2 separate regions of the Homo sapiens genome follow, and region 2 is linked to region 1. Evidence: read pairs that join two places in POLR2A ChIA-PET (ENCODE). Cell type or tissue: K562. All regions are shown on one strand. Each heading gives the region's core, and the rest is flanking DNA. Links, peaks and the distances in the headings are about the cores only.

What was found. Peaks named below come from ENCODE experiments on the same cell type or tissue, not always from the same donor. Only the 100,000 strongest peaks of a DNase experiment are listed, where the experiment ranks them.
Region 2: POLR2A ChIA-PET joins it to region 1 with 5 read pairs; 3 of 35 experiments call an interaction of 5 or more read pairs at or near these places.

What each region holds. Positions count from the first base shown.
Region 1 is chr5:138,568,951-138,572,950 of GRCh38, reverse strand. It overlaps HSPA9 (heat shock protein family A (Hsp70) member 9), which reads left to right. Exons shown (of 17, transcript NM_004134.7): 4 at 1,810-1,991; 5 at 3,902-4,000. It overlaps LOC105379193 (a long non-coding RNA gene), which reads right to left and starts at 1,873. Exons shown (of 3, transcript XR_001742900.1): 1 at 1,785-1,873. In K562, for the core only: no CTCF peak of the experiment used is centred there; no DNase peak of the experiment used is centred there.
Region 2 is chr5:139,234,618-139,242,546 of GRCh38, reverse strand. No RefSeq gene overlaps it. Among named protein-coding and RNA genes, the nearest start is that of SNHG4, 36 kb to the left of the region's middle. In K562, for the core only: no CTCF peak of the experiment used is centred there; no DNase peak of the experiment used is centred there.

The DNA.
Region 1 (4,000 bases), core at 1-4,000:
GTACTCCAGCCTGGGTGACAGAGCGAGACTTTGTCTCAAAAAAAAAAAAAGAAGAGACTATAGATCAGGTTTTTCATACCCAATGTTGGGACAAGAATCTTTACTTCCACATGGAGAATTATATCTACTTCTAAGTTTTTTGGGGGGTTGGCCACAGATATCAGGCATATAGGAAAAATGCCAAGAAGCCCAAATTAGGGCCAAGAGAAGGAATAATCTCTTGGTGCCAAACAAGTGGGATAAGAAGACCATAGACAGTTCAGGTTATTTCAGAAGAGGAGATTGGGGGGAAAGGAAGTATGAAAGCAAAAGAGGCCATGAATGGAAGAAGCAAGAGTCAAGAATTCCAGGTGTTCTAAATCTTGCTAAGAACCCGGTGGGAATAAAGGTTGCATGTACAGAGTAAGGAGGCTTCAAAAGAAATAGCCTGCTCCAATGAACAACATGCATTACTTCAGAGATGAAGCTCCACTTCTAGTCTGTCTCTGCACACCCAACTTTGTTTCAATTTAGAAAATGCAGCACTTTGGTGGTTACCAGAGTAACCAAACAGTGCAAGCCATTCCCACCCCTCTTAATAGTAAATTAGTAGTCCTACCTCTATACCACATTTAAATCCTTTTCTGGGAAGTTAGATACATACAATTATCAGCACTACAAAGGTTCACCTGACAAGAGTCTTAAGCAACCAAAGCAGTTTTTAAAATGTAAATCAGGGCCAGGCCTGGTGGGTCATGCCTGTAATCCCAACACTTGGGGAGGCCACTTGAGTGTGGGAGTTGAAGATCACCCTAGGCAACATAGCAAAACACTGTCTCTACAAAAAATTAGCCGGGCATAGTGGTGTGCCCCTGTAGTCCCAGCTACTCTGGAGGCTAAGGTGGGAGGATCAGCTGAGGCTGGCAGGTCAATGCTGCAGTGAGCCGTGACAGTGCCACTGCACTCCAGCCTAGGTGACAGTGAGACTCTGTCTCAAAAAAAAAAAAAAAAGCCAGGCGCAGTGCCTCAAGCCTGTAATCCCAGCATTTTGGGAGGCCAAGGTGGGCGGATCGCCTGAGGTCAGGAGTTCGAGACCAGCCTGGCCAACTTGGCAAAACCCCATCTCTACTAAAAGTACACACACACACACACACACACAAAATTAGTTGGGTGTGGTGGCAGGCACCTGTAATCCCAGCTACTCAGGAGGCTGAAGTAGGAGAATTGAACCCAGGACAGGGAGTTTGCAGTGAGCCGAGATCGCGCCACTGCACTCCAGTCTGGGTGACAAGAGCGAGACTCCCTCTCAAAAAAAAAAAAAAAATAGTAGTTTGAAAGTAAAGGGCTAAAGATACCTTAACTAAATATCTACTGTTCATTAACTATCAGCAGTAAAGCATGCCCGGTAGTATTGTTGATGTGCATTTGTTTCGCAATTTGGGAGCTGTTTCTGTGTCTTAAATGATTGCTGCAAACATACCAGTAATAGGCTGGGCGTATTGGCTCATGCCTGTATCGCAACACTTCGGGAGGCTGAGGCGGGCAGATCACCTGAGGTCAGGAGTTCGAGACCAGCCTGGCCAAAATGGTGAAACCCCCGTCTCTACTAAAAAATGCCGAAAAATTAGCTTGGTGTGGTGGTGCACGCCTATAGTACCAGCTACTAGGGAGGCTGAGACAGAAGAATCGCTTGAACCCAGGATGCGGAGGTTGCAGTGAGCCAAGATTGTGCCATTGTACTCCAGCCTTAGCGACAGAGTGAGACTCCATCTCAAAAAACATACCAGTGATAACTACAAACTTACTCTCTATCACATTTTGGGAGTTTAGGTGCTGGAGAATGCCGAAGGTGCCAGAACCACCCCTTCAGTTGTGGCCTTTACAGCAGATGGTGAGCGACTTGTTGGAATGCCGGCCAAGCGACAGGCTGTCACCAACCCAAACAATACATTTTATGCTACCAAGCGTCTCATTGGCCGGCGATATGATGATCCTGAAGTACAGAAAGACATGTGAGTAACAGCAAAAGTTTTTTGCAAAAAGCAGTTATTTGCAAGGGCCACACAGAAGAGCCTCAGCATGTTGATGAGGATCCCTGGAGCACCTTACTTTAGTAATTTTACTTATTGTCCCTAGGGGAAATCTGTACCACTGCCAAAAGGGTAATCCCTTTAAAAAATTCATTTTTGGCCAGTGCAGTGGCTCACACCTGTAATCCTAGCACTTTGGGAGGCCGAGGTGGGTGGATCACCTGAAGTCAGGAGTTCAAGACCAGCCTGGCCAACATGGTGAAACCCTGTCTCTACTAAAATACAAAAATTAGCTGTGCATGATGGTGGGTGCCTGTAATCCCGGCTACTCAGGAGGCTGAGACGGGAGAATCACTTGAACCCGGGAGACGGTGGTTGCGGTGAGCCGAGATCACTGCCACTGCACTCCAGCCTGGGCTGCTGAGACTCTGTCTCAAAAGAAAAAAATTCATTTTTGTCTTTACAGATTAGGTCTTTGCTATGTATTGACATGATACATGAAAATTTGCAAAGCATTCCTAAACCACATAGTTCAGTGTTGAATACATAAGGCAGAAATGGCATAGGTTCTATCATGTGTTGATCCAGTACAGAAAAAGACTTGATTTTTCTTTTTTCTTCCCCCCTCCCAATAGAAACGGGGCTCACTATGTTGCCCAAGTTGGTGTTGAACTCCTGGACTCAACTGACCCTTCCACCCCAGCCTCCCAAATTATTGGGATTACAGGCGTGAGCCACCATGCCCAGCCTGCCTTTTTCTAAAATAGACATACTAGAGGCTCGGTGGGGTGACTCACACCTGTAATCCTAACACTTTGGGAGGCTGAGGTGAGCTCAGGAGTTCGAGACCAGCCTGGACAACTTGGGGAAAAGCCACCTCTGCAAAAAATACAAAAAAGAGCCAAGCTCGGTGGTGCGCGCCTATAGTCCCAGCTACTAGTGAGGCTTGAGCGTTGAGGGGCGGAGGTTCCAGTGAGCTGAGATCATGCCATTGCACTCCAGTCTGAGTAATAGCAGTGAAACCCTGTCTCAAAAAAAAAAAAAACTAGAAGCATAGGTAGAGTTTCCTGTTGTATACAAAATGTTTTAGGCCTAGAGCAGTGGCTCATGTCTGTAATCCTAGCACTTTAGGAGGCAGAGGTGGAAAGACTGTCTGAGGCTGAGTTTAAGACCATCTAGGCCAACAAGGCAAGACTGTGTGTGTCTCTGTCTATATATATATAAACTAAATATTTTTAAAAATTTAAACAGCTTTATTGAGCTTGAGTAGAATATGAATTCTGTATGCATGGAGTTGCGTGGACCTCTATGACTGGCTTCTTTCACTTAGCATGTTTTCAAGGTTCATCCATGTTGTAGCATGTGTCAGTACTGCATTCCTTTTTATGGCCAAATAATACTATACTGTATGGACATACAGCACATTTTGTTTATCCATTTGTCAAGTGATGGACATTTGAGCTGTTTCTGCTTTTTGGCTATTAGAAATAATGCTGCCATAAACATTTGTGTACAAGTTTTTGTGTGGACATAAATATTTCCATTTGTCTTAGAGAGTAGAATTGCTGGATCATACAGTAACGGTTTCATCAAATTATTCTAAAGTGGCTGCAAAAATCTTCTGCCTGGGGCGCTAAATAAAGAATGTTGAGGTTTCATCATAATGTTTTTATATGTTAGTGATTGCTTTCTTTTTATTTATTTATTTCATTTTGCCTTGTAATTCTCATAAACCATGTTAGTGATTGCTTTCTAAAGAATTTCACAAACTGTCATTTGTTGGCCATGAATGAGTCTCTTGGGGTGGAAGATGGATGTTCATGGTATGTGGTAATTTTGTCATGGTAAGTTGTTCAGGTAGTTTTCTCTAATAGAATTTTTGTGTCTTACAGTAAAAATGTTCCCTTTAAAATTGTCCGTGCCTCCAATGGTGATGCCTGGGTTGAGGCTCATGGGAAATTGTATTCTCCGAGTCAGATTGGAGCATTTGT
Region 2 (7,929 bases), core at 1,766-5,765, 670 kb before region 1:
TCCTTTGCCCATCTTTATTTTTGTTATTTTAAAAATTATTTTATTTTTTAATAGAGACAAGATCTTGCTATATTACCCAGGCTGGTCTTGAACTCCTGGGCTCAAGTGATCATCCCACTTCACCTTCCCACATAGCTGGTACTACAGGTGTGTGCTACCCACTGCTTGTCACCTCAAATCTATTCCATTGATCTACAAGTCTGTCTTTAGGCCAGTACTACACTGTCTTGATTATTATAGATTTGTAGTAAGGTTTGAAATCAGAAAGCCTTAATCCTCAAACTTTGTTCTTTTTCAAGATTGTTTTGGTTATTCTAGGTCTCTTGCATTTCCATATAATTTTTAGGATCAGCTTGTCAATTTCTGCAAGGAAACCAGCTGAGATTTTGATAGAGATTCTGTTGAAGCTGTAGATCAATTTGGGGAGAAAGCCCTTGCCTTTAGCCAAGACACCATACCATCTCTCCATTCCAGTGCAAATGGAGAAAAGAAAAGCATATAAGAGGGGACAGAGAGAAGAGAAGAGGAGGAAGAGGAGAAAGGAAGAATAGGCATCCATATGGAGCAAGCCGAAGTGAATCCAGGGGTGGGGAGGTCCCAGGCCAATCAAGAGGCAGAATCTCAGGAAAAATGAATTCTAACTCAACAGGTACATACTCTATTAACCACAATTTCAGCCCATATGTTGGTAGATGGCCTGGCTTTTTACCTCCCCATATCATCTTCCTCTTCTCCCCAGGATCTCTTCCAAATACCTGGTGGTTATGAGGATGCCTTATATGCCTTGGTTTATGGGATTTAATGAAAGCTCCCTGTTGAAAAGCCCCAATAAAATAAAAGCCCCAAGAAAAGTCTCAATAATGGAAATAAATGAATCTCATTCCCACCCCTTTTCTGCAGTGGGAAGTGTTACAACCCTTCTTGGTGAGTATCAGGGGAATTGGCCTGCCCTGGGACCTCTGTTCTGGAGAGACTGGCATATAGAGGGTGTTCATGGGTCCCTAAGGGTGCTGTGGGGTGTGCAGGGTGGGGAATGGGGTTGACTCTTACAGCCTCATGATGTGGCGAACTCAGCTTGGCCCAAAGTGTTTTGCTACAATCTGTGCCTTCTGTACCTCAACCAGACCATCTTTCCAGCTAATAACTGGTGAGGGAGTGAGGCTATGAGAGGTGGGGGTACAGGATAGAAGAGAAATGAGCTTAACTCCCTCCTAGCGGATAGAGAAAGGATGATTGAAATTGCTCACTTAGCAAACGATTTAGCCAGCTGTAGAAAATCCTATTAAATGACAATTCTTATCTCAGTCTCTTGCTCTTGGGAAGAGCGGCTTTGGGCTTTGTGAAGACCAGGGCACAGTCTCTTCTGAATCTGGTCAAATAATTTTCACCAACAAAAAGTTAAAACACAGAGACAGGCAAACTTCACCAGGTCTCCGTTCCTCTTTATACCCCTTGGTCTAGTCCCTCATATCATCTGTTAGTTATCTGGTTAGTTGAGCCTTTTCTCTACCCATTGTAATATAAATAGCAAGCATTTTATGGGTCCCCGTTAAGCAATGTGATCAGCATCAATTACCTAATGAGACTCTGGAAAGTTGTGATTTAAAATCCTGTCCTCAATTGTGACTGGGCTTTGTCTGGAGCCAACATGGTAACTGCGGTGACATCCAAACTAATTGCACTCCAGATGTGAGTTTGGCCCTGAGGAAAATTCACCTTCTGAGAAGGGAGCTGATCTTTGTACTTTGTTCTAAAAGGGAGAGTTTTTATGTCCTCTGAAGGCTCAGGGGGTAATGGGTGGACCTGTCCAATTCTGCCTGATAACCTTAGGTAGGGCCTTTGAGCGTGGAAGAAAGAGAATGAGACTAGAGGAAAGTACAGGGACGGTGGAGGCTATCAGCTCCCTGAGGGCAGGGAGTTTTGTCTGATTTGCTCTCTGCTGATTTCATAGTATCTGTAGACTACTGAGACCATAATAGGGGTTCCATAAATACCTAATGAATGAAGGAATAAAATCCCAGAATGATCCCTTCAGCCAGGAAGCCCTTCTCTTTGCAAGATCCTCCCCTCCCCACCAGGGACCTAATAAGTTTTGGAGATAATAAATGGTGGAGACTAAAGGATAGGATTTTTAAGACCTGTGGTTAGTTTGGCTGTAGTTCCCTGGAAGACGAGGGATTCTTTTGTTCAGTGATGATCCTTCTAGCCAGAAGATTCAGTAATTGCCTTGTTTGGGCTGATGGCTTGAGACACAGGCATTTGATGTGGACAATCTGGAGCATTTCATCTTCTTTCTCTAAATATCCCCCACCCTCACCCTCAGCCTGGTTAAGGATTATATTCTGGCTTTTTCCCAGAGCAATACAGGTGGTCCCTTTTCTTCCTCACTTTTCTTAGCTCCTCTCTTGAATAAGAAGCAACTTGAAGCCTCTTGCCAAATCTATTCAATTTTCAGCTGTCATTTATTCAAGGTCTAAGCAACATTTGACCTAGTTTATCATACATACCCTTCCTCTTGAAACACACTCTTCACTTGGCTTCCTGGGCACCAACATTCCCTTGGTTTTCCTCCTGTTTTCCTAGCAGCTCCTTCCCCTGTCTTCATGTCGTTATAACTTCATAGCTCTGTTGACTGATGCACATGGCAAGTCAATGTGCTGAGACACCAGGTTGCAGCAGAGAAAGAGGTTTAATCATAGGGCTGCTGAATGAGGAAATGGGAGGAATTCTTAAATCCATCTCCCTTAGGAATTTGGGACTAGGGTTTTGTTTCGTTTTGTTTTGTCTTGAGACGGAGTCTTGTTCTGTTGCCCAGGCTGGAGTGCAGTGGCGCAATCTTGGTTCACTGCAAGCTCCGCCTCCCGGGTTCATGCCATTCTCCTGTCTTAGCCTCTCAAGTAGCTGGGACTACAGGCGCCCGCCACCACGCCCGGCTAATTTTTTGTATTTTTAGTAGAGACGGGGTTTCACCGTGTTAGCCAGGATGATCTCAATCTCCTGACCTTGTGATCTGCCCGCCTCGGCCTCCCAGAGTGCTGGGATTACAGCTGTGAGCCACCGCGCCCGGCCGGGGCGAGGGTTTTTAAAGGTTTTGGAGTGGGCCAAAGTATGGAGACTGTGGATTGGTCGAAGAGTGCAGGGTGAAGTTATGGGACAGGGAGATGAAGAAACAATTTTGATGCCGATTTGATTCCTCTGCGGGGTCTTTAAACCAGTTAGTATCAGCTGTTCTGCTGGAATTCAGGATCTACTGAAGCAATTCTTTTTTTTTTTTTTTTTTTTTTTGAGACGGAGTCTCGCTCTTTCGCCCAGGCCGGAGTGCAGTGGCGCTATCTCTGCTCACTGCAAGCTCCGCCTCCTTAAGCAATTCTTAAATAGTAGCCTGATGATTCTAATGTGAGACATCCTATCTATAGGAACAACAAGGATGCAGATGGTCAGTATCTAGTGTTATGTGACTTTCAGTTACAAGGAAGAAGGTCAGAGTGCAGCCTGATTAATGCTTAAACTGTGTTTCTGTCCAGAATTCTTGTTAACCCTGTGAGGACGGCTTCATCCTCTGAGTGTTGAATGCCCATGGAGTTGTCTTCTGTCCATGCTCATTTCTAAGTTATGTTCTCCAGCACTAATCTTTAAGTACTATCAATGCTGACAACTCTCAATTTATATCTCTAGCTTGAACCCTGTCTTCTGAGCTCCAGACTCAGATATCTAATGCCTACTTGACGTCTCCACTTGTATGTCTAATAGGAATCTCAAACTTGATATGTCCAAAACAGAATTCTTGATTCCTTGTCCACCATCCCCTGGACCTGCTTAGGACCCAATTCTCTCCAAGCAGTATCTCTATTTACCTTTTTGCTCAAGTCAAATACCTAGGGATGACCCCTGACCCCTTTCTTTCTCTTAGTCCCCACAGAATCTGTCAGTTCTGTAAGCAGTGTCTTCAAAATATATTCTGCATCTGACCACTTCACACCCACTTTGTCATTACCACTCTGGTCTGAGCCATCATCCTCTTCCACCTTACTTTATAGTCTATTTTCAACTCAGTAGTCAGAGTAGTCTTCTTCCTGTGTGCCATCAAGAATCACACCTACCAGCCAGGCGAGGTGGCTCATGCCTGTAATCCCAGCACTTTGGGAGGCTGAGGCAGGCGGATCACCTGAGATCAGGAGTTCGAAGCTGCCAGACCAACATGGTGAAACCCCATCTCCACTAAAAATACAAAATTAGCTGGGTGTGGTGGCGCACGCCTGTAATCCCAGCTACTCTGGAGGCTAAGGCAGGAAAATCGCTTGAACCTGGGAGGTGGGAGGTGGAGGTTGCAGTGAGCCAAGATCACGCCATTGCACTCCAGCCTGGGCAACAGAGCAAAACTATGTCTCAAAAAAAAAAAAAAAATTAAGTCAAGACCAGGTGCAGTGGCTCACGCCTGTAATCCCAGCATTTAGGGAGGCGGAGGAGGGCAGATCACCTGAGGTTAGGAGTTCAAGACCAGCCTGGCCAATATGGCAAAACCTTGTGTCTACTAAAAATACCAAAATTAACTGGGCACAGTGGTGGGCACCTGTAATCTCAACTACTGGGGAGGCTGAGGCAGGAGAATTGCTTGAACCCAGGAGGTGAAGGTTGCAGTGAGCTGAGATTGTGCCACTGCACTCTAGCCTGGGCAATAGAGTGAGACTTCGTTTCAAAAAAAAAAAAAAAAAAGACTATTAAGACAAATCTTATCTGCCTTCTTCTCAAAGTTGTCCAATGAGAAGGTGTTAAAAAAAATGAATCCTATTTTATTCATGAAAAAAAAGAGAGAAGGTACTCAACATTATTATTCTTTGAGGAAATGTAATCACTCAACAAGTTCTTCCTTCCCACTGCACAGACAAAACCAGTTCACTGAAACTGTGGTATAGCAGCAAAGAAAGAGTTTCCAGCCTGAGCAACAGAGGGAGACCCTATCTCTACCAAAATAAATAAATAATAAAAAGCTAGGAAAGTGGTGAGTGCTTGTGGTCCCCGCTACTCAGGAGGCTGAGGTGGGAGGATCACTTGGGCCCAGGAAGTTGAGGCTGCAGTAAGCTGAGATTGTGCCACTGCACTCCAGCCTGGGTGACAGAGCAAAATCCTGTCTCAACAACAAAAAAGTTTAATTGATGCAAGGCCGCACAGGAGAACTGAAATCTCTCTAAGAACTCAGAGATGATGGTTTTGATGGACAATTTGGTGGGCAGAGAGCCAGGGAATGGGTGCTGCAGATTGGTTGGGCATGAAATCACTGGGGTGTGGAAAACAGTTCTCCTGCACTGAGTCTGCCTTTGAGTGGGGTCACAGGACCCATTAAGTCATGAGTCTCAGGATTGGGCAGGATCAGTTGTTTGCCAAAATATCTAAAATAATCTCAAAAGATCAATCTTAGATTCTACAATAGTGATGTTATCTATAGGAGCAATTGGGGAAGTCACAAATCCTGTGGCCTCTGGTCACATGACTCCTGAGTAGTAAGGGATTATAGAAACTATGCCGACATTTTAGCAGAATTGAGCCTCCTCCCATAATCCTAATCTCGTGGTCTTTCATTAGTTTTACAAAGCTGGTTTTTGGTCCCTGAGCAAGGAGGTGGCTGGTTTTAGGCAAGGACTATTATCATCCTTGCTTTCAAGTTAAACTATCAACTATAATTCCTCCCATGGTTGGCTTGGCCTATGCTCAAGAATGAGCAGAGATGGTTTACAGGTTAGAAGCGAGATAGAATGAGCCATGTCAGACTTCTTTTACTCTCATAATTTTACAAAGGCAATTTCAGAAATGCAAATTAAATCCACATTGAGATACCATTACATACCAACCAGAATGCCAAAATTCTGACAACACCAAGTGTAGACAAGGATATGGAGCAACTGTAATACTCACCAGCTGCTAGTGGGAATGTAAACTGATACATGCACTTAGGTAACCTGGCAGGTACCTGGCAGTTTCTATTAAAGCTAAACATACACCTTTTGTATTACCTATTAATCTACTCCTAGGTAACTACTGAAGATAAATGAGTGCATACATCTACAAAAAGACATGTTCAAAGAAATCTTCCTCATAATAGCCCCAAGTTGGAAATAACCCAAATACGCACCAATGAGAGAATGGCTAAATCAATTGTACACAGTCATGACTTGCTTGACAATGGAGATACCCTCTGAGAAATGAGTTGTAAGGTGATTTTGTCATTGTGCAAACATCATAGAAACCTAGATGGGGGCTGGGCATGGTGGCTCACGCCTGTAATCCTAGCACTTTGGGAGGCCAAGGTGGGTGGATCACCTGAGGTCAGGAGTTCGAGACCAGCCTAGTCAACATGGCAAAACCCCATCTCTACAAAAGACTACAAAAATTAGTCGGGGGCAGTGGCATGTGCCTGTAGTCCCAGCTACTCAGGAGGCTGAGGAAGTAGAATCGCTTGAACCCAGGAGGCAGAGGTTGCAGTGAGCCGAGATCATGCCATTGCACTCCAGCCTAGGCAACAAGAGTGAAACTCCATCTCAAAAACAAACAAACAAACAAACAAAAAAATACAAAAATTAGTGGGTCATAGTGGTGCAGGCCTGTAGTCACAGCTACTTGGGAGGCTGAGGTAGGAGAATTGCTTTAACCCAGGAGTTGGAGGCTACAGTGAGCCAAGATCATGCCACTGCACTCCAGCCTGGGCGACAGAGCAAGACTTCGTCTCAAAAAAAAAAAAAAACCTAGATGGGATAGCCCACCACACACCTAGGCTTTATGGTATAGCCTATTGCTCCAAGGTTACAAACCTGTATGGCATGTCACCATACTGAATGTATGACACACTGGTAAGCATCTGTGTATCTAAACATATCTAGGCCAGCTGCAGGCACGGTGGCTCACGCCTATAATCCCAACACTTTGGGAGGCTGAGGCGGGGGGATCGCTTGAGCTCAAGAGTTCCAGACCAGCCCAGGCAACATGGCAAAACCCTGTTGCTACCAAAAAGTATTGCATATGCATAATAACATGTTGGTCAGGAATGGACCAGATATACAATGGTCGTCCCTTAAGATTATAATCCTGTGGCTGGTCGCAGTGGCTCATGCCTGTAATGCCAACACTTTGGGAGGCTGAGGTGGGTGGATCACTTGAGGTCAGGAGTTCGAGACCAGCCTGGCCAACATGATGAAACCCTGTCTCTACTAAAAATAGAAAAATTAGCCAGGCATGGTGGCAGGCACCTGTAATCCCAGCTACTCGGGAGGCTGAGGCAGGAGAATCGCTTGAACCCAGGAGGCAGAGTTTGCAGTGAGCCAAGATCACGCCATCTCACTCCAGCCTGGGTGTCAAAAGTGAAACTCCATCTCAAAAAAAAAAAATGATTATAATACTGTATTTTTACTGTACCTTTTCTATGTTTGTTTGTTTTAATTATTTATCTATTTATTTTGAGACAGAGTTTCGCTCTTGTTGCCCAGGCTGGAGTGCAATGGTGTGATCTGAGCTCACTGCATCCTCCGCCTCCCAGGTTCAGGCAATTCTCTTGCCTTAGCTTCCCAAGTAGCTGGGATCACAGGCATGTGCCAACACGCCCAGCTAATTTTATATTTTGTATTTTGTTTTTGTTTTTTGAGATGGAGTTTTGCTCTTGTTGCCCAGGCTGGAGTGCAATGGCATGATCTTGGCTCACTACAACCTCTGCCTCCTGGGTTCAAGCAATTCTCCTGCCTCAGCCTCCTGAGTAGCTGGGATTACAGGTGCCTGCCACCATGCCCAGCTAATTTTTTATATTTTTATTACAGATGGGTTTCATCATGTTGGCCAGGCTGGTCTCGAACTCCTGACCTCAGGTGACATGCCTCGGCCTCCTAAAGTGCTGGGATTACAGGTGTGAACCACCACACCAGGCCTAATTTTGCATTTTTCAGTAGC